Regions from separate parts of the Mus musculus genome. Here all the other regions are linked to region 1. A link is a loop called in an ENCODE intact Hi-C map of the cell type or tissue named here. Cell type or tissue: left cerebral cortex. All regions are shown on one strand. Each heading gives the region's core, and the rest is flanking DNA. Links, peaks and the distances in the headings are about the cores only. Region 1 overlaps Ryr1 (ryanodine receptor 1, skeletal muscle). Region 2 holds the start of Ppp1r14a (protein phosphatase 1, regulatory inhibitor subunit 14A). Region 3 holds the start of Fam98c (family with sequence similarity 98, member C).

Evidence for each region. A loop is a pair of places that touch in the nucleus more often than their neighbours do. Peaks named below come from ENCODE experiments on the same cell type or tissue, not always from the same donor. Only the 100,000 strongest peaks of a DNase experiment are listed, where the experiment ranks them.
Region 2: it touches region 1 in a loop (5-fold over the local background); 17 of 42 quality-filtered maps call a loop at or near these places.
Region 3: a loop joins it to region 1, with 2.4 times the contacts of the local background. A loop is called at or near these places in 4 of 42 quality-filtered maps.

What each region holds. Positions count from the first base shown.
Region 1 is chr7:29,046,250-29,056,368 of GRCm38, forward strand. Ryr1 (ryanodine receptor 1, skeletal muscle) reads right to left here. Exons shown (of 106, transcript NM_009109.2): 70 at 9,985-9,999; 71 at 8,640-8,810; 72 at 7,282-7,341; 73 at 6,813-6,950; 74 at 6,340-6,452; 75 at 6,060-6,156; 76 at 5,765-5,871; 77 at 2,741-2,792; 78 at 2,529-2,603; 79 at 1,207-1,306; 80 at 748-827; 81 at 556-632. Among named protein-coding and RNA genes, the nearest start is that of Gm26604, 20 kb to the right of the region's middle. In left cerebral cortex, for the core only: CTCF peaks have their summits at 2,019 (motif pointing right) and 4,740 (motif pointing right); a DNase peak (open chromatin) is centred at 4,741.
Region 2 is chr7:29,284,856-29,294,974 of GRCm38, forward strand. Ppp1r14a (protein phosphatase 1, regulatory inhibitor subunit 14A) reads left to right here and starts at 4,465. Exons shown (of 4, transcript NM_026731.3): 1 at 4,465-4,680; 2 at 6,655-6,735; 3 at 7,196-7,228; 4 at 8,335-8,535. The coding sequence starts at 4,480. The coding sequence ends at 8,463. It overlaps Gm45977 (a long non-coding RNA gene), which reads right to left and starts at 3,444. Exons shown (of 4, transcript XR_003946629.1): 1 at 3,341-3,444; 2 at 1-184. In left cerebral cortex, for the core only: CTCF peaks have their summits at 2,841 (motif pointing right) and 4,179 (motif pointing right); DNase peaks (open chromatin) are centred at 4,224 and 6,428; H3K4me3 peaks cover 1,616 bases; H3K27ac peaks cover 2,994 bases.
Region 3 is chr7:29,150,574-29,160,692 of GRCm38, forward strand. It overlaps Rasgrp4 (RAS guanyl releasing protein 4), which reads left to right. Exons shown (of 17, transcript NM_145149.4): 17 at 873-3,388. The coding sequence ends at 929. It overlaps Fam98c (family with sequence similarity 98, member C), which reads right to left and starts at 5,637. Exons shown (of 8, transcript NM_001146023.1): 1 at 5,557-5,637; 2 at 5,312-5,457; 3 at 5,102-5,236; 4 at 4,579-4,784; 5 at 4,043-4,120; 6 at 3,846-3,962; 7 at 2,749-2,916; 8 at 1,937-2,274. The coding sequence starts at 5,597. The coding sequence ends at 2,131. It overlaps Spred3 (sprouty-related EVH1 domain containing 3), which reads right to left. Exons shown (of 6, transcript NM_182927.3): 6 at 8,256-10,119. In left cerebral cortex, for the core only: CTCF peaks have their summits at 3,675 (motif pointing left), 5,116, 5,638 and 6,761 (motif pointing right); DNase peaks (open chromatin) are centred at 5,089 and 5,699; H3K4me3 peaks cover 1,685 bases; H3K27ac peaks cover 583 bases.

The DNA of each region.
Region 1 (10,119 bases), core at 873-8,872:
CAGTGTATTTTTACACTCTCTGTAATCCTCCTGCCTCTGCTTTCTGAGTGCTCCCCCCACCCCCCACCATGTGTCACATCTTATCCTCTCTTCCATGGTGGAGGAGGAACTCAGGTCTTGCACAGCTTAGGCAGGGCTCTGCTGCCAAGGTACAATGCTAGCCCATAACTCAGTGGGTCCATTCCCCCTCCCTTCTCCCTTCCTCTCCCCCCCCCCGCCCCCGCACCCCCAGACACGGTTTCTCTGTGCAGCCCTGGCTGTCCTGGCACTCCCTCTTCTTCTGCAGACCAAGCTGGCCTCAAACTCACTGAGATCCTCCTGCCCCTGCCTCCCAAATGCTGGGGTTAAAGGTGAGCACCACCACGACCCACAACTCGGTCTTACAACTTGTGAGATTCTTCCTAGTAAACGCTCTAGTATTTGTACTCCTCTGTGTAGGGCCCTTTTCCTGGACCAGGAGAGTGTAAGTAGAGCCCGCCTACGCCCCGCCCCCAGGCCCCACCCCCGCCATCGCCCCGCCCCTCAGCAGAGCAGAACTGTAAGGGAGACCCCCACCTGCACGTTTGCATCAGCGCCTGGATACTCTGGAAGAAGCCCACTTCCTTCTTGTCCTTCAGGTAATCCAGCATTTTCTGCAGTGGAAGTGGCAGGAGATGGGGGTGGGGGGCGCCTGGAAGCCACTCAACAACACCCCCCTGCCCCCGCCCCCTCTCAGCCCCTCTTCCCAAGATCCTGCGCGGCTGTTACCTGCTGCACTTCAGCGTTCCCTCCGTTAAGGATGGAGATACCCAGCTTCAGGGTGGAAGACACCATGGCACCCGTTTCTCCTGGAGGTCGCAGAGACCAGGCCAAGAAACAAATTAATAAAATAAATGACCTGTTCAGCCTGAGGTTTTCACAGTCACACACACACACACACACACACACACACACACACACACACACACACAACCTACCATAGGTAGGTGAAAGAGGGGGATGAAGTTTATGTACAGACAGGGTTCTATGTGTGACCAAAGAGTGCAGGGGAGATTCAAAAGACAGACACCCCAGAAAATCAGCAGGAGCTGAAGTATGTATGTAGGTTGGAGGCATGCAGAGGGGGCAAGCAGGGTTGGCAGGGAGCGAGTGGACTGGGGAGGATGTGGCAGGTGTGTTCACAGGGGCAAGGAGGGGGTGCCTGGGATGGGGGGGCAGAGACAGCACCTTTGCAGGCACTGATCATCTGCAGTACCATCTCAGCAGCACCCCGGTTGTGCAGCCTTGACTGCTGGTACAGGAGCCTCTGTTTCTCCATCTCCTTCTCCTGGGGTGGGAACAGGTTTGAGTGCTCGGTGGCAGCCTAGCCTGGGATCCCAGAGCCTCGTCCTTCTCCCTCATCTGTCTTCTCAGCTACAGCCATATCCGCCAACTCTCCATGCATGCCCCAGTGGGCTCAAATTCTGTTCCTCTCCTGTACCTGGCTCATGTCTGCAGACCTCTAGCAGGTCAGTGCCTAAAGTCTATGAACATGCTCTATGTTCCTGTCTGTCACTCTCCAGTGGAAACCTGGAATTCCTTATGCTGTGCAAATGTTGCCAGAACTCTTGCTACTGTTACCAAGAAGACTCACAAATGCACTCACATCACATTACAGTTTCAAATGTCTTGAAATATCTATCACGTAATATGCACTATAACCTCTTAATGAACGCCTGCTACATCTTGCTTCAGATAACTACATAAAGGACAGGCACTATCCAGTTCTAGACTTAATGCAGGGTTCGTTTGCTTTGACAAAGGTCTTACAGTATCACTCTGACTGGCCTGGAACTTTTGGCAATCCTCCTGCCTCAGACTTTCAAGTGCTGGTATTATAACCATGAATCAGTCACTATGTCCAGCTTATGGATTTGTATTTTAAATATATTTTTAAAGGTGTGTTTATTTTATGTACATGTGTGTGCGCACACGCGTGTATAAGCAGATCTGAATGTCTCTATGGACACTTTTTGTATGCATGCAGTGCCCACAGAGACCAGAAGAGGGCACAAGAACCCCTGGAACTGGAGTTACAGGTGGTTTTGAGCCACCATGTAGGTGCTGGGGACAGAAATCAGGTCCTTGGGCAAAGCCAATGTGCTGTTAACTGCTGAGCCATCTCATTAGCCTCTAAACATCTTTTTTCTTTCTTCCTCCCTTCCTTCCTTCCTTCCTTTTTTAAAGTGCAGGTTCCTCATGTCCCCTAGGCTGGCCTCGAACTTATGATTCTTCTGTCTCATCCTTCTGAACACTAGGATGGCAGGTCTCCAACACCACAGCTGGCTGTTGTATTCTACTTTTATCCTTCTCAGATACTTTCTTCCTTGAGAAGCCCTCCCTGGCACCCTCTCACTCTGTGTCTGAGCTGCTGTACCCCTGGAGCTGGCCCCATCTTGGCCCTACCCTTCACCAACGCCTCCCCCTCTGTTGCCACTGTGTGCCCAGGTGCAGCACTCTGGTCACATACAGAGTGAACGGGAGTCAAGAGTTTCCCCCATTCCCCTTACCTCAAAGGACACCTCCACTTCCTCTTCTTCGCCTCCTTCTTCGCCATTTTCCCCGCCCTCCTCCAGGTGGCAGCTCTGGGGAGCAGCATCCGTTGGTGAGAGAGCAAAGTGGATGCCCTGTTCCCCACCCACCTCCCCGGGAGCCCCTTCAGTGTGTGGGACACTGCGGCCGGGGAGATGGGAACACCGGCAGAGCACAGGCAGGAACTCACCTTTGCCATGATGTCAGCGTAAGCCATGTATAGGTAGTCTTCGTCCAGTTTGCTGAGGAGGTAAGCAGAGAGACACACCCAGTGGCAACACCTTGCCAACTTTTTGTTTTTAATTGAGATAAGGCTTCAGGTAGCCCAGGCTGGCCTCAAACTCAATATGGAATAACCCTGAGCCCTTTATCATGGTGCCTGCACCTCCTGAGGCCTGGGATTCCAGCTTTGTCCCATCATGCCTGTTCTTTATGGTGTTGGGGATTGAACACAGGGCTTCATCCACTCTAGACAAGTAATCTACCAACTGAGCCACGTCCCCAGACTTTTGTTTGGGGGCAGATTCTGTCGCTGTAGCCTAAGCTGGCCTTCAACGCTGCTCTCTCATCTTCCTTAGAACTGGGACTACACGTATGCAGCCCCATGTCCAGCTTGAGGTCCATTTTACAATAGAGGTTTCTCTTTGTTTTAGGACGAAGTCAGGCGCTCTTCATGTATTAACCAATTTATCCTCACAGCAGTCCCATCAAGTATATTACCAGCCCCATCTTACAGATGTAGAAAGAGTCACAAAGGAGCTGGAGAGATGGCTCAGTGGTTAAGAGCACTGACTGCTCTTCCAGAGGTCTTGCTGGGGAGGTAACCTACCAACCAATCCCAGCAGCCACATGGTGGCTCACAAACCATCTGTAATGGGATCCGATGCCCCCTTCTGGTGTGTCTGAAGACAGCTATAGTATGCTCATATAAATAAAAATAAATCTTTAAAAAAAAAAAGAGTCACAAAGAAAGACCTGCTGGCCGAGGCTATACAGCTTGCTCTGGAATTCAGCCTACATAGAGTAACAGAGCTACGAGTCTCCCACAGATGGGAAACAAGATACTTGGCTTTTCCACATCCTTTGCAGCCACAGGTGGATGTCAGAGTCTTGACCATGGGCTATGTACATAAGCTTACCAGGGAGGGCGTCCTTTACTGGAGAAAAACAGTTAAAGGTCTTGCTGGGGTGGGGAAGGGAAGGCTGCCCTTTCTTCCTGTCTGGCACATGGTCATGATGTGACCACCCTCCTCTACACACTCCCAATGCCATGCCTTTCCAGCCACAGTCGGCTGAAATCTACTGAAACCATCATCCAAAAACAAATCTTTTGAAACACTGTTCAGCAGTGGCCTCTTAGGCTTGCAATCCTAGCGCTCAGGAGGCTGAGGTGATCCGATCCATATCTGATCCATCCTGGGATCGTTCAAAAAGAACAAAGCCAGGTGGGGTGCGGTTCCAGAACTAGGAGGATCTCTGTGAGTTGCAGGCCAGCCTGGTCTACAGAGAGCTAGTAGACAGGGCTACACAGTGAGACCTTGTCTCAAAAGGTGAGGGAGGGTTGAGGTGAGAAAGGCACATAGTAAATTCTTTAGGCCTTTCTAGTCAGAAAAGTCTCTGTTGACAGGAAGCCTTAATGAGTAGGTGTGGTTACCTTCGAGTAAAACTTCCTTCAAAAAACAAAAGCAAGTGAAACAATCTTTCCTCCCCTTACATAGTTTCTGTGGAGAATGATGTTTATAGTGGCAAGTAAGAAACTGATGCAGACTCCTAAGACCCAAGCTAAGACTGACAGATCAGGATCACCCTGCCCGGCCCCAGACACTCTAGAGCTTGATTTCATGCTATGTGAGAAAAATAAATCCCTGTGAATTTTCATGTCCTCGTTCACAAAATAAAAGGAATTGGTGAGGGTAGTCTGTGTGAGCCAATGTGCATGTCAGGTGCGCAGCATGGTATCAGGCATAATCAACACTCATAGTTTATTCAAGACAGTGCTTCTCTGTGTGACCATGGCTGTCCTGGAACTCACTCTGTAGACCAGAGAGATCCGCCTGATTCTGCCTCATGAGTGCTGGGAGAAAAGGCATGCAATACCCAGAGCCTGGCTAATCTTTAAAGTTTAAAAATGTGTGTGTGTGAGCGTGTGTCTTGGATATATATATGCACTGAGTGCAATACCTTCAGAGGCCATAAGATGGAGCCAGATATCCCCAAACTGGATTTATAGATGGTGGCCAGCAGTTATGTGGATGTTGGTACTGAATATGTGGATATGGGTATAGGGTCCTCTGTAAGAGCCACAAGAGACCTTAACTGCTGTACTATCTCCCCAGCCCCTCAGAAGCATCCTCACAACCATAGTTACTACTAAAATGAATTAATGGCCATTAATTCATTATCAAGTGTTCAAATGAGTTAGAAATGTCTCCATTCCTATCTAGTAGAGAAATTACATATATATTGATTCTCTTCACCCCCTGTAATATCATCCTGATCTTTGTCAGGCAAATGCTTTTATTCCTCTTGCTTTGTTTTGTTACAGCTCTGGGGCGTTGAACCAGGGCCTTGTCCCTGCCGAGCAAGTGTGCTACTACTTAGCTCTATGTCCAGTCCTTAAGCAAGACATGTTCTTTTAATAAACCCACGTGGCATCTTTTGTGAACCCCTCAGACAGGATGTGTTCAGCAACAATATAAAGTACCTGTCTGTCCTCACAGAGTGACACTAAAGAGTCCAATGGTTGGGGACCAGTAAGGTGGTTCAGAGGGCAAAGGAGTTTGCTGCCAAGGAAAGATGAGTTTGATTCCTGGGACTCACACGTGGTTGAGGGAAACAATAGATTCCTGCAAGGTTTTCTTTGACCTCCGGCAGATATGCACACACAATAAACAAATAAGTATAATTAAAAAAATTAAAGGTCAGGTGATTTTTGTTTTAAGGATCTGGGAATATTTCTTTCTTTCTTTCTTTCTTTTTTTTTTTTTTTTTGGTTTTTTGAGACAGGGTTTCTCTGTATAGCCCTGGCTGTCCTGGAACTCATTCTGTAGACCAGGCTAGCCTTGAACTCAGAAATCCGCCTGCCTCTGCCTCCCAAGGGCTGGGATTAAAGGCGTGGCCCGGCCATGTTTGTTTTTTGTTTTTTGTTTTTTGTTTTTTGTTTTTTTTTGGTTTTAGGATCTGGGAACGTTTCTGAGGAGGGAGGAGTCCTCACCTCTTTTCAGTTAGAGCTGTGCGGCTGAAGTGTAGGACCAACTGGTGTAAGGGGTCTGGCTTCTTCTCCTCCACCTCTTCCTCCTCTTCTTCCTGCTCTCCAGCTTTCTGGGGGGATGGGTGAGGGTTGGAGGGGGTGCTTTTTTGGAGTCCCAATCGGTCCCCTTTCATAGTCTTGCTGGACTAGAATTTTGTCTCTTTTCCCAAGTCAAGCCTAAGGGGTCGCGTTTCTCTATGGAGGGCTCCCTTAGTCCCACCCAGCCCTGCCCCTCATCCCCAAGCAGTCCCCAGCTCACCGATAGGTCATCTATCATGCGGTCCTCGAAACTGTGGTCCTCAGTCAGGATCCAGGAGGCTTTGTAGCTCTCCAAGAACATGTTACACGCTCGGTGCCTGCAAGGCAAAGGTCTCCAGACCCCTGAGCCTCTCCTGTCCCCCGCATCCTCCCGCCCCCGCCCCCTGCATCTGCCGCCCTCAGCCCTAAGAATCAACCCTCTTGGTACTCCATCCTCCGGACTCTCGGTCCTTTTTCCTTCCTCCAAGTTCCTGTGCTATCCTCCTTCCTGGATGCCTTACGTGGGCAAGTTGTACAGGGGCGTCATGCGGAAACAGGCCACCACAGCCCTCCGGCGCTGCTTGGACAGAAGTTTATGCCACACCGCCTTCTTGGACTTGTAAGGATGCTCCGTCTAGGGAGTGGGGCAGTCTGTCACGTCTCCTCAGATCATGGCAATGACCCAAGTTCCACCTAACCCTAGCGATGCTGTCCATGTGTGTTCAAGTCTACGTGCAGAGCCGTCAAAGGAAGGCCTAGGCTCCCCACACCCCCGACCCCCGCCAACAGACTCAAGGCACCTTCCAGAAGCCTCACTCTAGCCCCAGTGCTTTATCACACTTGTCCCTAGATGCAGTATGCCCCTTTCCCAGATCCACACCGCTCCATGCTTCCTTGAGAGAAAGGCTCTGTCCCTAGCCCCTCCTATCACCATCTGGCCCCGCCCACAGACCAGGCCCTATGCAAAGACTCGGCCACAGAGGCGCCCGCCCACCTGGTCCAGGTGATAGAGCACTGCGGACACTTCCTGAACTCTGCGCACGATTTTCTCGGGATCATCGGCATCTTCCTCGCGGCCTGGGACGCCGCGGTACAGTGCCATTTGCCAGCGAAGAGATGGTGAGCCTTCCACCTGAAGGGAGTAAGCACCGGGGAGTGACGGCACCTCCCTGGCTGGCTGCACCCCCGCCCCCTCCCCCCGCCAAGCTTAGGAGGTGAATGCGAAGCAAAGTTCCTTCTGCAGAGCTGGCAAGTTTACTCAGTGGGCAGGGGGCTTGCTGCCAAGCCTGAAGACCTGACTTCAACCCCCGAGACCCACATGGTAGAAGGAGAGAACTGATTCCTGCGTCGTCCCTGACTCCTTCTACATGTATGTCAAGACACACTAAATACATACATGTAATTTAACAAAAAGTCCCTCTTCCATGTCGGGTGCTTCACACACTTCCCCTCAAACGACTTACCTTTCCCTGAAGGTTAAGGTTGTTTTGAAGGAATTCACGGACCTCCTCATCTGTATCTTTCTGGGAAGACAAAGCCCACTGGGTCACTCTGGAGGCCTCCCCTTCCACCATGACCCGCAGCCCTCCCCCTTCTAGGCCTGACTTGCTGAGGAACTTGTGTGGGTATGATCTAGGGAAAGTGAGAAGAATGTAACTGTGGGCTGTGGACAGACAGATGTCTAAAGTGACATCACAGGCTCACTCTGAAGGCACGGAGGGGATTAGTGAGCCTGGGGTGTGTGTGACAGTCAAATAGCCCAAAGAGGGATTTTTCTAGGGGCTGAATAGAGTGTGTTGTCTTGGAGGATCAGGAGAGGTGAGGGGGATACAAGGAGGAATGGCAAGGTCAGCAGAGATTATAGGAAGTTGGAGAGGCCAATTAAGTGTCCAGCTACACTGGGCCAGTGGGAGAGTTAGCCGGTGAAGTAGGGCCGTAGGGGTTGTGGGGGCTCTGGAGGGTTCTATAGGGTCCCAAGTACTCAATATCTCCTAGGAGGTTAAAGTTGAGGCGTGGCCTTCGGAGACCCTGAGAAGAGGTTGCTGCAAAATGAGGGAAGAAGTCAGGTGTCTTCAGGACCCTGGGGTGGAGGTGGGGTAGAAAGCTGCCAGATGCTTAGAGGGGTCCTGTGCCAGAATCCTAGAGGACTTCTCAGGGTTACTGAGGCTGGAAAGCATCTTCTCACCATTTTATGTAAGGGAGACGTGGGCCCTAAGGAGCTTTCTTGGTGTCCAGGCTACCTTAAGAAGTTCTGGGGGGTTGGATTAATTGATCCCTAGGACCCTTGAGATGCCAGAGGTTGGGAGTGGGGGTCCTGGGGCAGGGGACATTAGGACTCTGAGAGGCTTTGACTCATAAAGGGTCACTGGCTGCCAGCAGAGGCCTGAAGACAAAAGGAGGTGAGCTGAAAAGTCCCATAGGACCCCAGACCTTCAGTCGTGAGGAGGAGTTACAAAGAGTTCATTTAGTCTCAGGGGATAGTTCAGACTTCAGGTGTCTTGGGGGTGGGGGCAAGGCGGTTTCATGGCTGTGGGAGGAGAGGCCCGTGAAGTCCTACAGAGCTTATTGGGGTCCTATAAGCTATATTGGTCTTTGGTTGCATTTAGGGATTAAACTGTATCCCTGTCCTTAGATTTCTTGGATGGAGTCCTCCACATCCTAGCGCAAGGTTCAGAACATCCTTGAGGGTTCGGTAAGTGTCTGACGTTCTGGAGAGCTTTGGGGAATGCTACATCAGGATTCCGAAAGTCTCCATTGGATCTTAGGGGTTCCCTGGGATCCTAGAAACAGAGTAGGGTACTGGGTGGGGCTGGATAAGCACCAGGGCATAGCGGGCTTTGGCCAGCACAATGAGGTCCTGGTCGGTGGGAGCACACATGTTTAGTCCGATCGGCAACATCTTCTTGAGTGTGGCCACGATCAAGGATGTCTGCACGGAGTAGCGGTCCCCCCGGCGCTTCTTCTTGGTGCGTTCCTGATCTGAGCCACCTGACTGTGGGGACACAGGGTTCAGTGCTTGCCCAAGTCCCCACCCCACCACCCCAGCACCAACCACAACCTATAGCTACTTTATACAACCCAGCATCTAACCTGGTTGCCAAGCAACCTATTTTCACCTGGACCTTGCTCCTCCTTGTGCCACAGCCATGACCATAGCCCCACCCCTGGTCTGATTCCTGCATTCCGGCTTCTAACTAGAGCCCTGGTATATCTATACCCCCATTTTTTCAAACTCTAGTAATCCTCTCTAAGAGAACTCCACAGGATCCAGGGTCTACCACACTCCACCCCACACTTCACATGCCCAAACCAAGTTTCCAAGAACGAAACAAAGATGTCGGCTCACAAAGAGCCCCAAGACACAAGATAAGCTGGAGGGAAGGGGAGACAGAGAGACTGAGGCAGACAAGGACACAAAGAGACAGAAAGTGCAAGACAGATCTGGAAAGATCTGGAAGCCAAGACACAGAGCACAGACTCCCACAACCGTGTCCTGGAGCCTTAGGTGCAGACCCCTCCTTGGCCAGGGCCACTCCAGTCATGCTAACAAGAAGTCCCAGTGGCAAGCTGCGGCCAGAGCCCCACTCATGGCAATACTGAGCTGCCGAAGGCCCCACATGCAGCATTGCTGAGTCTTTAAAGAGCCCCAGGCCTGGGGTCCGTTGGCTGGATGCCATCAGAGGCTCACAAAGATGACATTTGGCAAGAGTCACACAGATCACTACCATCACTGGGTTCTCCCCAGAGGCCAAGTCGCATACCTGTGCTCAGCCAGGGCTGCCCCTAACCATGCAGCTGTCCCACCCATCCCCCTGGGACCAGGTCCACAATGCATGGAGGAAAGCCAATGGCTCAATTTTTTTTTTTTTTTTTTGGTAGCAAAACCAAAAAGAAAAAAAAAAAAAAAAGATAAGGATAAAGAGAAAGAAGAAGAGAAAGAAAACTACCCCAAACCAGAAGAGAAATAATTCAACAACTCATCAAAAGCTGAGAGTGGGGGAAGGAGAGGATGGTTGGGAAGGAAGAAGACAAAGAGGATGGCGGTCGGGGGTAAGGACAGAGGGTGGGGGACAGGGACAGAAACAGGGGGTTTGAAAGGGTGGGGCTTTGAGTGGGAAAAGGTGTTAGCCAAAAGCCATGCAGAAGGTTCCAGATGTGGCGCTGACCTGTACGTCTCCTGCCTGCTTCAGCGGGTTGTCGACAGAGACAAGAAGGGTTACCCCAGCCCGACAGAGAGCCCCAGACCCAACTCCAAGTTACCCTGGCTCTTCTTCCCCACCCACCACTCGTTAGCTGTGTGT
Region 2 (10,119 bases), core at 626-8,625, 240 kb after region 1:
GAGTCAGGTCCTGCTATAAATGCGAGAAGGTACAAGCGTGAACAGATCCAGGCACTGTTAGAAATCACCAGGCAGCGACAGCCAGTAGACGTTTGATGCTTGCCATGACTCTTGCTTTGGAATGGAATTATCCTCAGTACCCACTGAGGTGACCTCAGGCCTCTAATCCCTGTGAATAAGAAGGCTGAGGGAGAAAGGACATGATGCGTGTCAGGTCAGCCTGGGCTACATAACAAGGTCTCAAAAAGAGACAAGACTGGGCATGGTAGTGTCCTCTTCTAACCCCAGCACTCAGGACACAGATGTGCGTGCGGAAATCTCTGTGAGTTTGAGACCAACTGTTCTACACAGCAAGTGCAGTAAGACCCTGTCTCAAGAGGTGGTCAGGGAAAAGGGGGAACAAGAGTTGGACAGCTGGCTCAGTTGGTAAAGTGCTTGTCATCCCAGCTCAGGGACCTGAGTTGGAGCCCCCAGCACCTATGTAAAACGCTGGGCAGCATAGCAGATGGCTGTAATCCCAGGGCTAGGGAAGCAGAGGCTGAGGGAGCCTAGGGTTTGCTGGCAAGGAAGCCCAGCCAAATTGACAGTTCCCGGGTTCAAACATAAAATGGAGAGGCTGGAGAAACGGCTCAGCGGTTAGGAGCACTGACTGTACTTCCAGAGGTCCTGAGTTCCAACTCCCAGCAACCACATGGTGGCTCACAACCATCGGTAATGGGCTCTGATGCCCTCTTCTGGGGTGTCTGAAGAGAGTAATAGTGTTAAATACATAGATAAATAAATAAGATGGAGAGCTCTGGCCTCTCAGGGTAAGCCTGCACGTTCAAACGCAGCTGAAATGAAACAAACTGGGATTTCCTTGTTAGAATTATAGAGAACTTGCCTAACAGCTCTTTATTCTGGCTGCTTTGGTTTAAAAGAGCAACTCATCATCATCTCAGTGAAAACCTGCCGATTTGGAAAGGTCAGCTGTCATCTTTGGAAAAGCACGGGTTTGTAGAGACATAATATGAATAACAAGGGCTGTTCTAGGGCTGAACACAGGCCTCCCAGGGCTGTGTTGTGTGTGAGAGAGGCAAGCACCCTCATAGATGTGTGTATATTCTCTCTCTCTCTCTCTCTCTCTCTCTCTCTCTCTCTCTCTCTCTCTCTGTGTGTGTGTGTGTGTGTGTGTGTGTGTCTTTTTAACTTTAATTTTGTCAGGTATACTGGCACACACCTTTAGTCCCAGCAGATCTCTGAGAGCCCTGATTTACCTCTTTCTGCCTTATTCCTTCTAGAATAGACCTCTCAGTAAACCTGGATCTAGGTTGGCAGTCTCCTGTGTCTCCCACCCAGATCTGAACTGCTCTATAGAGCCAGTCTCAGTCAGGCTCAATAACTTTTGCACACCCTGTCTTAAGATAATAATAATGATAATGATGACGACGATGATAATAGCAGGAGGAGGTAGGGAGAAGGGTGGAGGTGTGGCTCTGAGGTGGAGCTGAATAAAGCATCCCCTTGGATGGAAGGATCCTTTACACTGATTTGTTTGGAATTGTGCAGTGTGTCCGAAGAATGACTTTTTAGAGAGGAGGTAGGTTCAGATAGGATCTTTCTATGTAGCCAACAATGGCTCCTTGCGCTTATGTATTTGTGTGCCCAGTCATGTACTTGTAGGTAGAGGCCAGAAATCAATATCTGCTGTTTGCTTCAATCCACTTCCACTTTATATTTTGAGACAGGGTCTGTCACTAAACTTCCAGTTTGCTGATTCTGGTAGACCAGTTGGCTGGAGAACCCTAGGGGTCTCCTTGTCCCTAATTTTCTAGAACTATCACTATAGACAGGCACCTCCATACTCAGCTCTTTTTTTTTAAATGTGTATAAGCATTTGCCTGAATGTATGTATATATATATGCATAACATCTGGGTGCCTGGTGCCCTTATAGGTCAGAAGAGGACATTCGATCCCCTGAAATGGGCATTACAGTTGGTTGTAAGCAACCATGTGAGCTCTGGAAGTAGGACCCGGGTTCTCCGCACGAGCAGCCAGTGTTCTCTTTTTTTTCTTTTTCTTTCTTTCTTTCTTTCTTTCTTTCTTTCTTTCTTTCTTTCTTTCTTTTTTTGTTTTTTCGAGACAGGGTTTCTCTGTGTAGCCCTGGCTGTGCTGGAACTCACTCTGTAGACCAGGCTGGCCTCAAACTCAGAAACCTGCCTGCCTCTGCCTCCCAAGTGCTGGGATTAAAGGCGTGTGCCACCACACCCTGCTGCAGCCAGTGTTCTTAACCTCTGAGCCACCTCTCCTGCCTGTGCCAGGCTAACACTTGGGCTAGGAATCCTAACTCAGCTCCTCATGCCTGCAGGCCAAGCCCTGTCTGACTGCACCCGTTCTCCAGTCCAGTGTGTCCCCCTTTTGCCTGCGCCCAAGGCGCATAACTCCTACTGGCCTTTAGTACAGTGCTGGTTGAGAAGCAGACAAAAAAAGCAAATGGTTAAATCATACACACACACATACTCACGCGCGGGCGTGCACACACGCCTTGGTAAAGTGCTGTTGTGTGGCGCTGAGCTCAGGCACAGACTGCCTGCTCACCACCTGTGCGGCTTGAGCTCACCCAGACCCTCAGCAATAAGGAAGTGTGGTTCTTGCTGCTTCTGGCCTGAGTAAGACAACTTGCAAAGCCAGGATCTTCCCTTGACACCCTTGGTCACATTACCATCCACTTCTCCTTGTCATGTAATAAACTGGAGACAGCGCACCTACTGCCACTGCCGCAGCGTGAGCACTAGGGGGACTTGGTTCTGCGCTGCCTAGTACAGTGCCTGACATAGCACATGCTTGTGCATGCCCGAGTGCTGGGTGTATTCTTCAGGAGCCCTTGGAGGCCAGAAGAGGGCATCAGATTCCCTGAAACAGGAGTTACAAGTGGATGTGAGCCATCGTGTGTGTTTGTGTGTGTGTGTACATGTGTGTACATGTGTGTATGTGCTGGGAACTGAATCCGGTTCCTCTACAAGAGCAGCTGATGCTCTTAACTGCTGAGCCATCTCTCCAGGTACCCCTGCCTCCCATATTTGAGGTAATTCTCAGCATGTAGTCCAAGTTTACCTCGAATTTTCATCAGTCTACCTCGGCCTCTCTTGTACTGTCTTTACCACCCTTCCTCAATAGCTGAGATTCATGTGCGGGGTCCTTAGGCTTAGCACCAAGCCTCTTTACCAAGGGAGCCATCTCGCTCACCCAGGCTGTTGTCTGTCTGTCTATCTATCTATCTATCATTATCTATCTATCTGGGCAGGGTCCACAGCTCAGCTTGTCCTGGACTCTGAAGCTCACTCTGTAGCCTACCCTCACCTTGAATTCCTGAATCTCCCGCCTCCGCCTCCTAAGCACCCAAGTCACATGCTGTTGACACACTCAGTAAACAATGTGTACTGGGAGTGTTGGTATTCTGTCTGGACTCCACCCCCACAGTTACCTGGCAGCAGCCAGGTATGCTCCTCCCCATAGTTACCTGGCAACAGCCAGGTAGACCTGGCCCATTATAAAAGGGGCTGCTTGGCCCCTCCTCCCTTTCTTTCTCTCCTACTCTTGCCTCTCTTCCCTCTTGCCTCCTTGTTCCCCCTCTCTCCCCATTCCTTTACCCCCTCTCTCCACGTGGCCATGGCCGGCCTCTACTTCTCTACTCTCTCCTTCTCTCTGCCTTTCTCTGCCTCTTAACTCTCTTCCCCATGCCCTGAATAAACTCTATTCCATGGTATACCGTCAGTGTGGCTGGTCTCTCAGGGGGAAGGGATGCCTTGGCATGGGCCCGCCGAGACATCCCCTTCCTCACACCCCCCAGAACATGTTCTTGTACAGCTTTATCTCTTTTTATGATCGCAACAGGAACAAGTGAATAAATGGAAATAAGTGGATGGAAAAGTGCGTGAATGAGCGGGGTAAACTAAAAGATGATTCAAGCACTGGCTTAACACTCCTGGGGTCCGTTTCCGATCACCTTCTGGGAGCAGGGGTGAGAAAGAAAAAGTTGAGTGTGGTGGCTCAGGTCTGGAATCGCATCACTTAGAAGGTGGAGACAGGAGGTTTAGGAGTTTAAGGCCAGACTAATAGGTCCCTCTTAAAAAGAGAAACTTCAGTGGGATCCCCCTCCCGTACAGCTAGGCCTGGCGCCCTTGCAACACCCTTCGCTGCCGCCAGAGGGAGCACAGGACGGACCCTAGAGCGTGTCCTGGGACCCCGCCCGGAGATGCCTGCCCTGGGGCACTCTAAGATGGGCACCCCGCCCCCACCCATCTGAACCCCCGCAGGACCCCGGGCTTGAAGGCTGCACATTAGCCAGCTTGCCTCTGCAGGAAGGGAAACTGAGGCCCGGCGATCGGGGAGGGGCGGGTCCCAGAGCACGAGCCCCCGCCCCCGGTGGCCCCGCCCCGGCCATTAAGATCCCGGAGCGCGAGGCAGGGCGCAAAGTAGGGGCAGCGGGTGACGGTACGATGGCTGCGCAGCGGCTGGGCAAGCGCGTGCTGAGCAAGCTGCAGTCCCCGTCGCGGGCCCGCGGCCCGGGGGGCAGCCCCAGCGGGCTGCAGAAGCGGCACGCGCGAGTCACGGTCAAGTACGACCGACGGGAGCTGCAGCGACGGCTGGACGTGGAGAAGTGGATCGACGGATGCTTGGAGGAGCTGTACCGCGGCAGGGTGAGACTCAGAGGGGCCGGGGCTGAGGGACGGAGGTAGCCTAAGACCCTGCAACCCTGCGACCTCGGTGACCCTAGTACTTGCTCGCTGGTGCACCGACTGCGGCCTTTGCTAGGATTCATGGCCCGAGGCGCTGGTCTCGGTGCTTAGAGGCATCCAGCTCGCGGACACTCAGACATGCACCCAGGATCCCCAGACATGTGTGCGTCCAATCAACCCAGACAACTGGGAAGGGCTGGGGATGAGATGGGGGGTGGCGGGCAGAGCCAACATATTGAGAGAACGGATAGGGACAGGGGATGTCCTTAAGCCAAACATAGACATGGGTGACAAGGGAGATAGGACAGCAGAGACTCTCAGCAGAGGAAACAACAATTTTCACAGATGACGGAAGTCACAGCCACTCAGACATAGCACCAAAGTGAGCCACACACAAACTCACAGGAACACAAGTGGATTAAGTTAAGGGACAACATGGCCTGCCATGGAATACTGACATGCACGCACAACACAACCCCCCTGGGCGCCAAGTGAAGAGATACAGCTGGGCACAGATACACATCAGTTCCAGCTGGGGTGCTCCAAGCTCCAATAGCTATCCAGGGACACAGAGTGACTCAAGTTACATGGGCCATTATCTGCTGCCAAAAAAGAAAAGTATGGCTGTCTACAAACAGAGTGGCAGATGTTAAAGTTCTGTGTGCATGTGCACGCGCGCACGCACGCATGCACACACACACACACACACACACACACGTCTGTGGAAATTACACACGGAACTGGTAAAAGTGTCCCAGGAACACAGAACACTAGAAACCAAGGTAGGCAGGGCCGCTAACGCTTGTGACCTCAGCACTTGAGAGGTGAAGGCTGGAGGGTTAGGGGTTCAAGGACGACCTTGGATAAGGAGACCCTGTCTGAAAAGTCTAAAACAAACCTGGCATGGTGCACCTCACACCTTTTAGACTCAGCATTGAGGAGGCAGAGGCAGAGAGATCTCTGTGAGTTCGAGGCCAGCCAGTTCTACAGAGTGGGTTCCAAGTCATCCAGGGATACACAGAAAGACCCTATCTTAAAAAAAAGAAAAAGAAAAAAAAAGATAAATAAAGATAGTCCCTACAGCTTGCCATGTCTGACCTGGGACAGCCACACTAGAGAGGCAGCCACACTGGCTACACTCTCTCAAGGCAAGTAGGCCCCTCAGTCTCGGGCCCAGCACACTTAGATGCCAGAGATCCCTTCTCCCACACAGGACAGCACCCTCATTGCCCAGCTGGGCAGCAGAGCTGGCAAAGTAGAAGCTTAGGTCCAGTGGTCTCTGGCCCAGGACAGCTGGATCTTGTCCACAACATGTTCAGATATCCTTTGTATCACCACCACGAGGCCTTAGCCTCCCCTCAGAGATGATTCCTGTTAGCCGGCCATGGTGGGCCTAGGTGGTCACTTCTCTGACTGAGCAGCCTGTGATGTGGCCCAGGGAGGTCTGGCTGGCCATAAGCCCCAAAACCCTTCTTGTCCCCAGGGGAAGGGGCCCGCCCCAGCAGTCTCCCCTCCCCCACACCACTGCTAAGACTTTCCCTTGAAAGGGCAGAAGCCAATCCCTCCCCAAATCCTAGAATCTGACATTCCCAGACTCGACTGGGCCTGCTTTGCTGAGTAGGGACTGCAGCCAAGGAGAGAGCCCTGTGCCAGCCCCAAGGCCCCCGGGGCTGAACCAAGGGTGCAGGCATCGATTGATCGGGCTGGTACCAAGGCCTGGGCCTCCTTCCACCCATCTGTCACCCCCCTCACCCCCACACCCCACCCAGATGTCTGACTCGGTGGTGCTGTCCCTGCCTGCCACATCATCTATCGCTGCAGGCCCGGCCAGCTGGGCCTGGGGTTGGTGAAGTGCCTCCAGAGCCCTTGACAAAAGGCTGTGGAGTGGGTACAGGGAGACATGGACTCTGACCAGTCCACTCTCCCTGGCCGTAGGAGTCAGACATGCCGGACGAGGTCAACATCGATGAGCTATTGGAATTGGACAGTGAAGAGGAAAGATGCCGGAAAATCCAGGTAGGTGGAGAGAAAGGAGAGAGTCGTCCCTCCCCCAGTCCAACAAATCACAGAGCCCTAAACAGGACAAGCCAAGTTGACATGTTTATTAAACACTTGCTAAGCCAGACACTAAATCCTCCACAAAACGCTATAAAACATTTACCACCGAAAGGAAAATGAGACTCAGCAGGGCTGAAGTGTTTGCTCAGGGTCACACAGCTTGTCCAAAGCTAGGAGCCCAACCCAGGCTGCCCCTGTCCTGTCCTTCCCCGCTGACCTGACCACAGAGGCTTGGCCTTCTAGCCTTCTGGAGCTGGTCACTCTGAGCTCCTGCTTGAAGCCACTTGGGCGGATCAAGAAGTCTTGTTCCCTTGGGAAAGGGAAGGGCCTCTGAGGGAATAGGTGTCATCTATTTACTGGTTTTTGTTTGTTTGTTTGTCTTGGCTTTTGTTTTGTTTTGCTCTCCCCCATCCCCCAGGGACTTCTGGAGGCTTGTGCAAATCCCACAGAGGTGAGTTTCTGTCTTTCCCAGAGGGAGTGGACCCCTCACCTCACTGGGGGAGGGGGAGGGGAAGGCTGGCCATAGCCAGGATGGATGGGGACAGTCCTGCTCTTTGTCATCCTTGTCTCCTCCTCCTCCTCCTCCTCCTCCTCCCCCTCCCCCTCCTCCTCCTCCTCCTCCTCCCCCCTCTCTTTCCCATCTGTCACTGGGATCCACAGGCTGCTGCCTCAGAGCCCATCCCCCACGGGGCTCCTGTTTCTGCCCATATGGTGCCTGTCCCTTGCTGGCTGGCTGGGGGTTGGGGGGGGGGCTCCCCGTGACTGTCCATACCGTCCTGGGGTTCCCTGTATACCTCTGGAGGGCCCCCATCCTGCAGGTCCTGGAGCTGGGCAACACAACCACTCCCACTTCCTTCCCTGCTTTAAAAGGGAAAATATTCACGGTTCTCCCCTTAGCTCCTAGATGCCAGAGGGACAAACGTCACCGCCTGTCAGTCGGCCTGGAGCTGGCTCAGACCTGGTCTCTGGGGACTGTCTCTCAGCCTGAGAAACATCTCCCTCTTCCATCTGAGCCTGTGTCTCTCTCGGATCAGGGTCTTTGTCTCTCTCCATCTCTATTTTTTATTTGACTTTATTTTAAGTGGATAAGTGTTTTGTCTGCATGTATGCCTGTGCACCACACATGCCTGGTGCCCATGAAGGCCAGAAGAGGGCTCAGATCCATTGGAGCTGGTGTTACAGACAGTTGTGAGCTGCCATGTGGCTGCTGGGAACCGAACTCGGATCCTCTGGAAGAGCAGCCACTGCTCTTAACCACAGAGCAACCACAGAGCTGCCTTTTCACACCCCTCCCCCTTTTTCTTGAGATAAGTACTCAGTGTGTAAATTCATAGCAATCCTCCTGCCTCCAGTAGAACTATTGACCCAGGGAGTAATTTCAGCTTCCTCCAATCTTTCTACCTGCCCCTGCCCTTTTCTCTTGCCTATCTTAGGCTCCATTCCCGCCCTGTTTGGCCCCAGATCCCACTTCGAATAAGCTGTTGCCCAAAGAGACACAGGCCTTGGGGTGGGAGGCCTCTCTCCTGCTCTGTTCTCAGAATCCCACTCTGTCTGTAGGACTTCGTCCAGGAGCTACTGGCCAAGCTTCGGGGCCTGCACAAACAGCCGGGCTTCCCGCAGCCCAGCCCCTCAGATGACCCCAGCCTGAGCCCCCGCCAGGACCGGGCCCACACTGCCCCACCCTGACTGCGCCCGCCTCTGCGCTCCACCCCCAAAGCCCAGATTGTTTCTAAGTTGTATTTAATGGTTCTGTAACTGCCTCTGGTGTCCGGATTTTCCTCTCCCCATTACCCTGGCCTTCTGCAGCCCCTTGTCCTTGGTCCCCCAAGCCACAGCTGGCCCTGACAGACGGAGAAACATTCCTCCTGGCCACAGAGCCTGAGAACATACCCTACTGACCCTGAGGCGTCCTGGAGACTCACATCCTGTCCCCACCTCCCCCATATGGACCCAGTCCCAGCTCCTAGGGAAGGCCAGGGCCAGATCCCCTGGCCTTCAGGGTCACGGGGGATGTGCACGGCCCACTGTGACCCTCTGTCATCTTCCCATAGGGCATCACACAGCGATGAGGCCATTAGTCCGCTCTATGGAGAGTGTGCTTGGTGTAACTGTATGAGCTGAGGCCACAGAACAGCGGAACATAGCATTAAAGTGGGAGAGAAGAGCCCAGAAGTGCACAATGGGTTTAGGTACCAGGGATGGGAGGAGCTATTGCCCCTTCTCCAGGGGAGGGGAGACAGAACAATAGGACAATAGAGCGCTTGCTAGAAACCTCCAGTGAGAGACTAGGGGTGTGGCTCAAGCAGTAGAGCACCTACTTAGCATAATCAAAACCCTGGTTCCATCCTCAGCAGGGAAAAATATCTGGGAGGGCTTCCTGGAAGCAGCAGCATCGAGGCCAGAACTTACACAGGTTGCTTCAACCATTCTGCAGTGTGAACTTGGAAGCAGAGAGCTTGATACCAGGGTTCTGTTGGGGATAATACAAACTATTGATCAGGATGAACAGTGTCCCCAGAGCCAGGCAGGGCAATCAACCGATCAAGGATTGCAGATGCCTTGCCTACCGTACCTCTCAGAAGTGGAGAGTGGCTACCTAACATCAGCCTCCCTGTGACTGACGCTCTGACCCCAAAGTTCCGGTGTCTAGGAAAACAACTCACCCATCTTAGTGAGACTGCCCACCCCACGTGCTGCCCACTGCCCTCTTGGACAAGGGCTCCATCCTGGGGATCCGAGCCACAGAGCAGTAAGGGAAGATGGCTAACGTCTGGCTCGTCCTGGGTAGCCAGCCCTGCTGGGGGCCTAGCTGTCTCCACACAGATGGGCTTCACAGCTGCCGCTGCCTCCCTCAGAGCAAAGGATTGAGTGGGGGATGGTGGGTGTCGAACGGTCCCCATTACCTGGCCTCTTGTCCCGGAACACTGTATGAGCCGCAGAACCCTCCACTTCCCTTTCACAGAACCTGTTTTTGGTTCCTCATGGTTGTGGAGGTGACAAACCCCAGTTCAAGCTTTGGATGTTCACTGTGTCAGATCTGCAGTTGTCTATAGAATACATCACAGATGAAGAATCAGAGGCCCAGATCACCAGTGCCATTTGCTAAAAAGCTGGGACATGGTGGCCCTGGGGCTTCACCACGGTACCCCGTCACTGGGTTGTTTTTAGTTTCAGGAGATTGGCTAAATCTTTTTTTTTTTAAGAGTTATTTTATGTATGTGAGTACACTGTAGCTGTCTTCAGACACCCCAGAAGAGGGCATCCCATTACAGATGGTTGTGAGCCACCATGTGGTTGCTGGGAATTGAACTCAGGTCCTCTGGACGAGCAGTCAGTGCTCTT
Region 3 (10,119 bases), core at 1,008-9,007, 100 kb after region 1:
CTGCTTGCTTGCTCTCCATGGCTTCCTTTCTTGCACCGTCTGGTACTACGTGCCCTTGTTCAGAGGTGGGCTCTCCTACATTGTCATTCATCAAGGGAGTGCCTTGTGGTCATCCCCACAGGTCAATCTAATGGTAGCAATTACTCAGCAGAGAGATTCTCTCTTCCCAAGTGACTCTAGTTTATGTCCGGTTGGTAAAAGCTACCCAACTCACTTTGTAACCCAGGCTGGCCTCAGGCTCACAGTCCTCTTGCCTTGGCTTCCAGAGTGTTGAGATTATAGGCAGGAGCCATCCTGCCCAGTGGATACTGACTAGTTTTTATTGTGGACAGAGAATAATAGCGGTTTTAACATACTCAGGAGGAAAAGGTGGATAACTACTAGCACAGAAAAAAAAGATTCTGGAAGAAAAAAAAAAAAAACTTGGCATGGTGGCTCAAACCTATAATCCTGCCACTGAAGAGGCTGTGACAAGGAGAATAGCCACAACCTCCAGGCTAGCCTACATGGTGAGGATCCTGGTCAGACTGTCACAGTGAGAGCCTGTCTCAAACAAACAACAACAAAAAGGGGGAAAGCAAGAATAAGGCCAAGAGCACTTGCCTACCCATGCTACCCACACGTCCTTGGCGTACTCTCCAGGGTCGGCGTAGGCAGCATCCACTTGAAACATGGCACCCCCACCCAAAAAAAGATAAGGCCAAATAAGGTCAGGGGCTCAAGTAAATGTTATAGGAACAATTTCCACTCCTAAAGGCAGAGGTCCCATCTGGGAGTACTGGTTCATTTACTTAGCCACAGTCCGAGTGAGACCTTGATCCTGGTTGTGGAGGAATGACATACTCCTCACTGTGTATTCCTCCTCCTCCCAGGTGCCCTGCCCAGCACGGGTCTTACCATCCAGAGCTTCCTCGAAGCCCAGCGTCTGAAGAGCATCTGGAGGCTTTTCCCTTACTCCCCTAACCAACGCCTCCTCCACCCCCACTCTGCCTCTGACAAAGCACCCACCATCTTTTCCCCTAAAAAAAAGCCGTTCTTTTGCACCGCACTGACTGCCAGTCACACTCCTTCCCCTCACTTTTATCTGTAGCTCTGTGCTGGATGCACTTGGGCTCCAGCTGTGTGCTCCCCAGCTCCCCACATCCGAGGAGGAAGACTCAGTAAGGCTGACCTTCAAGCCCAGGTGTGGGAGGCAAGACTCGCCTGTTCTAAAACTGGAGCTCTGAGCCAGCGGCCTGCACGGGCTGTTGGCATGGGCTTGGGAGGCTGTGAGCGTGGAGGGGACAGGGTTCTAACCAGTGCCAGAAAAGGGGCTGGTGTGGGCAGTGTGTGAAAAACATCTTCCTTTGCTTGCTCAAGGTAAAACCCAGTCCTATGGTTTACAAAGCTCTGCAAGATGGCTCCTCACCACCTGTCTTCCCTTCCCACAGCTCACCTTTCCTCATCCTCTTCCACCTACACTGGCCACTGGGTTCCTAGAACATGCCCCAAATACTCCTACCCCAGGGCCTTTGCACTGCCGGTTCCCTCCCTTTACCTGCAATGCTCCTTGCCAGAGGTCTGTATGACTTACCTGCTCTAGAACTTTGCTCCAGTGATGTCCCCTTGGGCGGGGAGGGGGGGTGGGGCTCCTGACCGCAAGACTTGTCACACAGACATGTTCTGAACCCCTCTCCCTTCTGCTTTATTTCTCTCTGGCACTTTGGTCCTCTAACAAGCGAGAGATTCACTATTTATCTTGTTAAATGTCTGCCCCTCCTTGCCAGGAACCACTCCCCAAAGGCAGAGATGTTTATCTCTATTATCTAGCTGTGCCTAGATAGACTACCTGGCTGAGTTGGTACCAGGGAGCACCTATAAAGTCCGATGCTTCAATGTGTCTTTTCCCACAAACCCATACACCCCTGACCTGGTCCCTAACAGAAACAAGATCCTATAGCCATCAAAAGAACTAAATTTATTTTTCAGACAACACGGTTCATAGTGTTGAGTGGCGGCTGGGTGTAGGGCATTTAGGGCCTCTAGAATAGGGAAGGCCAGGCTTGCCGAGGATAACCCCTCAGTGCCTCCTGAAGGAGTGCCAGCAGCATCAGCGCCTGGCAGAATCTGCAACCGTCCCTCAAAGGCCCTTCACTTCTTCTTCTTTCTGCGGCCCCAGCGCTGTTGGCCAGCCTTCCCCCTTCCTCCATCTTCTCGTCGGCTCTTCCAAGTAGGCATGGGAGCTTCCAGCTCACTGGGGCGCCCCCCACGGTCTGGCACATCACCCATAAGCACCTAAGAGTTGATAAGACTTGAGTTTCAGTAGGAGGTAAAGAGAGCTGGGGGTGCTGGTGTCCCCCAGCATCCTATCACTTGGGAAATGGAAGAGTTTATACCCAGCCTTTGGCTACATAATGAGTTGGAGGCTAGCCTGGGCTACCTAGGACTCTATATCTCAAAGGGGGGGGGCGGGGAGGAAGGTGTGACGGTGGTACATACTTTTAATCTTGGCACTCAGGAGGCAGTGGCAGGAGGATCTCTGAGTTAAGAGGCCACCCTGGTCTACAGAGTTCCAGGACAGTAAAAGCTACACAGGGAAGCCCTGTCTCAGAAAAAAAAATCTTTCTAGCTGACATGCAGAGTAGGTAGTATGAATTCAGTTGAGTCCAGAGGCCAGGAACCAAGGAGAACACTGAACCAGGGAAACCCCCAAAAGACCAATCTAAAAGCCAAGGATGCCCAGACTCTCCCCGCCCCAGGTGTGCCCACCTTGTTGATTGCACAACTGGTCCCTCGTCGGGCAGCCACACTGGTAGCTGGGACCAGGCGGGAAAGGTCAGCTCGGGCAGCCAGAACATGTGCGATAGAGACATCAGATTCTGGAGTCAGAAGCCCTCGGATTGGGGACAGCACCGCCTTCATGACCTCTCCGTGGGCCTAGAGCAGGAGAAGGGCATACACGGAGAAGATGCCCAAGAGCTCATCCCTACTCAGGGCCTCCGTGTGCTTTGGAGGGAGTGGGTGCTTCTCCAAGGTGCATGTGCTGTGGTGGAGAGCTGGATGCGAGTAACCCTGGAGTCTCAGCACTAGGGAAGAGGGAGGGTCAGGAGGGACTGTCAAGATCAGCCTCAGCTACCTCGCAAGTTGAAGCAGAAACAAAATCTCAGAAGGGGTTGACCATGTGAGAACTAGAGCCTGGCCGACAATCACGGGGTACCACCATCGGAGGGATTCCTGCAAGTCCTATTGTGTTATGGTGACATGGGATGGGACATTGGCCAGCACCTGTCCAAGGCTACATGTTTCAGCCTCCAAAACCATAAGCCAAAAGGAACTTGTTTTTCCTGAAAAAAACTCTGGGTTTCTGGTATTTTCTGTCATGGCTACACAAAAACAGTTTTAAAAAAAATAGCCTTATTGTCTATTTTGTTACATACGGTAAATAGTTCTGAGGACACTCCCAGCTGAGAGCTGGGATTTCTAGAATGCCCTTGAGGCCCTGGGAGTCTAGAAGTCTTAAACCCTGTAAGATTGTGAAGTGTGGTTTGGAGAGATGGCTTGACCTTAAGGGAACGTACTGCTCTTATAGGAGACCTGGGATCAGTCCCCTGTACCCACATGGTGGTATACATTATAGCTCCAGTTCCAAGGGATCCATCACCCCCTGCTGGCCTCTGTGGATACTGCACACACATGATGTGCACACACATACAGGTAAGACACATAAAATGAAAAGTGCAATCTTAAGATTCTAAAGTGGCCTGGGCCCCAGGATCCCCAAGAGTATATATTCTTCGCCCTCGACCCCCTTCCCTGCAGCCGAGCTCCTCTGGCGGGCCTGCTTATTCTTGTTATGGTCCCCACACCTCTGCCCGGTCACCCCAGTGGAAAGCAGATGTTGTGAGGTCAAGGCGCTTCAGGAGGAGGCAGCGGCGGCAGCAGTACTGCTCTGTCAGGCTTTGGGACAGAGACTCCAGGGCTTCCTGGAAGGAAAGGTCTTGGTCATGCCCAGGGTCCCGTCTCTGGGTAGATACTGTTCACAGCCATCTGCACATGTTCTCACCCATCGGGATGCATCCAGCTGCGAGTTAAGGAGGGGCTTCATGGACTCCGGGGGCAGGGACGGCAGCAGCTCAGAGATCTGGTGGGAGAATCATTAGAAGCCAGTGAGACACAAACAGGATGGACCTTCTCAGGGGCTCTAGTTTCCCTCAACCCTGTGAACCTGGGTCTCAGAAGTGTTAACGACTTTTGCCAACTTGACAATTGCTATTGGATATAGGCGTGCCCAGCCCACTCTGGGCCTGGGCTGTATAAGAGGTAGCTGAACAAGCCGGGAGGCATGTGCTAGTAAACGGTTGTCCTCCATGGCTGGCTTGAGGCTTGGGTTCCTGCCTCAGTTTCCTTCAACGGTGGGCTGTAACTTGTGAAGGGAAACAAACGGTTTCCTCCCCTAAGCTGGCTTTGGTCAGTGTTTTATCACAGCAAAAAGCAAATTAGAACGAATGGCCACTGTCGATGGGTCATCCTTTTTAGAGCTGGTTTTGAAAACAGGCTCCTTTCCACAAGTAAGGTACCTCAGGAGGAGACTCTCTCTACCTTGTCATGAAACTCCCGAAGTAGCTGGCTAGCCAGGGTTCCACGCAGGGGTCTGGGGAGCCCCAGGGCTTGAAGAGTTAGCGTCAGTTCCTGAACAACGCCATTCGCCTTCTTTGTCCCTTCTCCAAAGGATGGCACAGGGCTAGAATCCCGCTGGAGCCTTAGATGCAAGAGGCGGGCAGCCTGGAGCTCAGAGCAAAGAAACCCTAAAAAGAGGAGTAGATCCCTACCCAACCAGAACCTTGGCCCTTCCCCCAGAGTAAGCCTCACCCACCGACAATGGGGGATGTGGGTCCACTTCAGAACCACCCAACTGGCGTTTAACTCAACGCATTAAAGTTTTCAGAGGCCTCTGTCAGAATTCAAGCCAAGCCTTAATTAACCCTAGCCTATCTACCTGCGGCCTTCAAGCTCGCCGCAAAGCTTTGGCCACACCCACGGGAGTCCAGTCTGAGCGTCAGAGCCCGCCCCATTCAGAGGCCCCGCCCACCGCCACCACCCTGGGCCTTCCAAGCTCGCTCACGCAGCAGACGCAGGCCGCCGCCGGGCTCCCGCAGCACGGTGGCGCAGTCTCCGCCGCAGAGCGCGCGATCCGGGCAGTGCAACGCCCGCAGCCAGCCGGCCAACTGCCGCAGGAACTCTTCCTCTGTGTCCGGGCCTGCGGGAGGAAGAAGCCATCAGGAAGCAGCGGGTTCCGCGGCTCTACCCGCCGTCCACCCAGCTTCTCACGCACCGTGGCCGGCGCCCAGCACTGCGGTGCCCTCCTCTCGCCGCTCCAGAGCTCCCAGAGCCGTCAGCTCGGCCGCCAGCCGCGCGCACAGCGCCCTGAAGTCTGCACACGCGGGACCCCGAGACGCCCCCTCCGGGAGGGCATCGTACCTGCGGCGGGGCACGCGTCAGTGCGAGTCCCTCTGCGTCCGCGTCCCCAGGCGAGTGCGCCCTTCCCGTACCCCCAGGCCACACCACCGAATCTTTTACCCCAGTGTCAGAAGGTCACCCGCTACCATGGCCCCATCCATGGCAACTCCGTCTGCGGACCCGGTGCGCGCGCCCCCTTCCGCCAGGGAAAGGCTCCGCCCCCTCTTCCCTCCGCCTCCTCTCTCCCGCTGCTATCCAACCATATTCTCGTGCGAAGGCGCTTCCACGCTCCTATTGGCTTGGTCGCGCGCCACGCGCACCCTTCAGGTAACTTGTCCAGTGTAAATTTTATAGCTTGAGGTTTGGATCTACGAGGTCGCAGGAGGCTCGGGTGTCCCTACTGTCCGACTCTCAAGAAAAAAAAAAAAAAAAAAAAGCAAAAAGCAACTTATTTAACTTTTATACTTTTGGAGGCAGGGTCTCGATTTATACATTTATGTAGCTCAGGCTGGCTTCTTAGTCCTGCTTCCTCCTTCTGTTTGCTGGTTGACAGGCGTGTGACACGCCCAGCTGCCCTTTGTTCTTAGTGCACCCCAGACCGAAAGTCCCATCCGACTTGTTTTTCTTCCACTTTAGGATTAGATTTTCAGCACGTCTTCACATCCACTCTCCCACCTCAGCCAGACCCTCCTTCCACCTCACAGTGGGTCCAGTGTTAGCCAGACTCTCTGCCTCTGTAGGCCTTCGAAAGAAAAAGCAGATGCCATTGAGAAACTCCATCCTAAGGGGGAGGCAAGCCGATGGGACTGGGGTTGACTCCATTTGCCAGCTAATGTTTCTGCCAAACTGGTTTTTTCCATCTATGCGATTGGGATCCAAGGGCAATAAAGTATATGTTTTATGTGCCTGAATGTCGTGTGTGTGTATGTGTGTGTGTGTGTGTGTGTGTGTGTGTGTGCGTGTGCATGTGTGTGCGCGTACCTTGTGCCCACAGAAGTCAGAAGGCTTACAATCTCCTGCAACTGGACTTCCAGGACTTCCAGGTGGTCGTGAAGTCTTGTGTGGGTGCTGGGAACCAAACCCAAGTCTTCTGCTAGAACAAGTGCTCCTAACCACTGAGCCATCTCTCCAGCCATTAATATATTAAATGGAATCTGGCCTCACTAAGACCCTCCTATCTTAGCCCCCCAAGATCTGGGACTATAGGTTTGTGTCACACCCAATGTTTCAAGCACTCATTTTTTTTTTTTTTTAAGATTTATTTATTGTTATATGTAAGTACACTGTAGCTGTCTTCAGACGTACCAGAAGAGGGCATCAGATCTCATTACGGATGGTTGTGAGCCACCATGTGGTTGCTGGGATTTGAACTGAGGACCTTCAGAAGAGCAGTTGGTGCTCTTACCCACTGAGCCATCTCGACAGCCCCCTCAAGCACTCATTCTTAAAAGTGTGAGGATTATGGTCCATATGTTAAGGTGCATCCTTAGTTAATAACAAGTAAAGCCGGGCGTAGTGGCGCACGAATTTGATCCCAGCACTCAGGAGGCAGAGGCAGGCGGATTTCTGAGTTCGAGGCCAGCCTGATGTACAGAGTGAGTTCCAGGACAGCCAGGGCTACACAGAGAAACCCTGTCCAAAAACAAAAATCCAAGAAGTCGGGGAACTGGACTTGCTGCTCTCTCAAAAGCTGGCTCCCAGCACTGACCTCTGGGGGTTCGTAAGCACCCGAGGATCCACCATGCTCTTTGGCCTCTTTGGGCATCCCTGCAAACACACATGTACATAAATACAAAATAATGTTTCAAAACCAGATCTGGTGACTTAGACATGTGTCCTCATAGGAAGATCACCACAAGTTCCATGTATGTGGCCCACAAGCACCAGAAACTCCAGGTCACATGCATGGAGCCACATATAATTTTAAAATATTAAAAACAAAACAAAATCCTTGGGCTAATAACCTTTACTCCTTCTTTGGTGTTGGGCCTTACCTCAAGCTCTTGCCCATGCTAAGCATGTGTTCCACCACTGAGCAACATTTTCAGCCTTCTGTCAAACTCCATGTGTAAACCTAGGAGCTCTGGTTGGAGAGAGAGCTAAGCAAGAGAGTACTTACGGAGCATCTGGGTTTCGGTTCCCAGCAACCACATGGCTCAGTTCTAGGGAGCCCGATACCAAGGAGCCAGGTGGTGCATACACATACCTATGGGCAAGCGAGCACATTTCTTTTCAATTATGGAGTCTTTCCAAACATCCATTAACCTCCCTCTTCCCTCTCACAGACACTACCTGCAGCTCCACAGGGACGACCCCAGGAGTCTTCCTCACACAGCGATAGCCTTTGAAAATGCAAATCAATACTTGGGAGCCTTCTTATGGTCCCATCTCACTCATTGGGGTAACAAAGTGTCACTCAAAGCCTCTCCACCCTCCCCTCCCAGGATCCACCTTGCTTAACTCCATTCCATTGGGGTAACAAAATGTCACTCAAAGCCTCTCCACCCTCCTCTCCCAGGATCCACCTTGCTTAAATCCATTCCCAACTTACCAGCCCAATTCCTACTTTAATGGCTAGTGCTGGTTGGCCCCTGCGCACACCCACTGAACCCCCTCCCCTCCCGTTGTTCACTGTGTCGCTGCCAGTCACAATGGGGCTTGACACATTAGGGGCTTAGTAAATGTACTTGACTGGACATATAAACCAGCCAGATGACCAGCTCAGGACTGCAGAATGTAGAGGGACGAGAAGTAAAGACAAGCCCTTCGGGTAAACAAGGGGACAGGGCGCACCAACACGAATAAAGACCAGGCGGAGACACAGTCACAGACATTTCTTGGAGCAGATCTCAAGTCCCCTCCCTCCCCCAATGACAAGGCTGGGTCTTTGGCCCCCATCCTCCCTCCACATCAGCCTGCCCTGACACTAACAAGGTTACAGACTGGCTTGGAATCAAGATCAGGAAGAGAAATGTTGGCGGACCTCCCCCAAGGTCTGGGGGGCAAGCAGCTGGAAAATTGGGCTCGGGAGCTCTAGGATCTGAGGTCTTCCTGGCTCCCAGGGTTCAGTCCTCCATGCACCCCAGATATGGGGGCAATGAAAGGTAATCATGGATCAGAGGTGGGTATCGACAAGGAACAGGGCAAGGGGACCTGGGAGAGGGGGTACTGGAGATGGGGGACTAGGGAACCTTCCCCAAGTCCCCACTGCTTAATCCGAAGATCTCACAGCACCATACAGCACTCTGGTCCCCCTCCCCACCCCTTCCCAAAACGAGGTAGGTTAAGAATGGAGCTTCCCCCGCTTACCATGGAAGGGGGGGAGACCGAGGCACAAAGAGAGGATGGGGACGCAGGCTGCCCCAGCCCCCAGTCCCTCTGCCCTCAGCTCTGGTGGGTCTGACAATTGATGAGAGCTGGGCAGAAGGGGGATGGGAGGGACACCCTCTTTCCCCATTTTCTCTCACCCATCCCAGGATCTGCTTGGGGGAGCTGAATCACAGGTTCCGGATACAATAAATAGTTAATAATTTAAAGGAAGTGACACAAATATTCATCCCTTGAACCCCCACAAGGCCACCCAAGTCTGGGTAATGAAAAATGATTCAAGTGTACATTCCCAGGTACTTAGGGCCAGATGTAGGTCCTAAGCCCATGAACCATCAAGACTTTGGCTCTGAAATCTTAGTTCTCCTATCCAGGACACCTGATCCTAGTGTCTCTACTTAGGGAAAAGAGGCTGTGGCTCCTCTCTTCTCCATGGGGAAGTACTACAAAACAATACTGAGCTTTTCAGAGCAACCCCCAACTGAGATGGAAGAGGTTCACAGGGGAGGGACCTGAATGTACTAGGGGTTATAGTGTGGGAAATCTGCAAGGTTGGGGTGGGGGTGGGTCTTCTGGGGATCAATTGCTGGCCCCGGAATTACAGGTGTGCAAAGGGTAGGCCTTCTGCGGTCTCTGCTTGATCCCTGTAGCTGCCTGCCTCTGCTGAGCTGACAGCACACAATCTTCCATAGCAAAGCCAGGCCCTAGAGAGGGGAAAGGGGAAACTGCTAGGTGATCCCGGATTCCAGGAATCTGAATTTACACTGGCTTAAGTACCCTGCCCTAGGATAAAGGGGGTGGGGGTGGGAGTCTGGGCATTGCTAGGGCATTTCAGTTTTATGGGCCTCTGGATGGCAGGACATGGGAGACGGGGAAATCAGGTAGTGAGGAAATGGGGGCTTCATTAGTCTACAAGTACTTTGAATTCAAGAACACCTGGAGCCTAACGGTGCTGAAAGACTGTGGCATCTTGTTGCTGAATGTCTCTGGTCTGAAGGGATCAAGGTGTCAGGCCAAAACCAATCCCAAAATTGTGAGGGCTTGACTCCTGCACCCAGGGTCCAATGGCATCTTGGGTCTTAGATCCAGGGCTCATAAAGCCCTTTGGATTTGCTCTCGGGCTGAGAGTCAAGGAATGAAGGACCTGGGTTACCATGACCACCGCATCTTCTAAGTTCCAGGCTTCCACCCAACGTGGTGGAAGGGGAGTGTAGGCAGAAGGAAGCCGATGTTTCCAGAATATTTTAAAATTCAGGCCTAAGGGAAACCGGAAGGTTAGCTAATCTCTACAAACCAGTGTGTTGGGCCCAAAGTGCAGGTGGCCTTCAGGCAGACATTTAAGGATACCAGGCATCT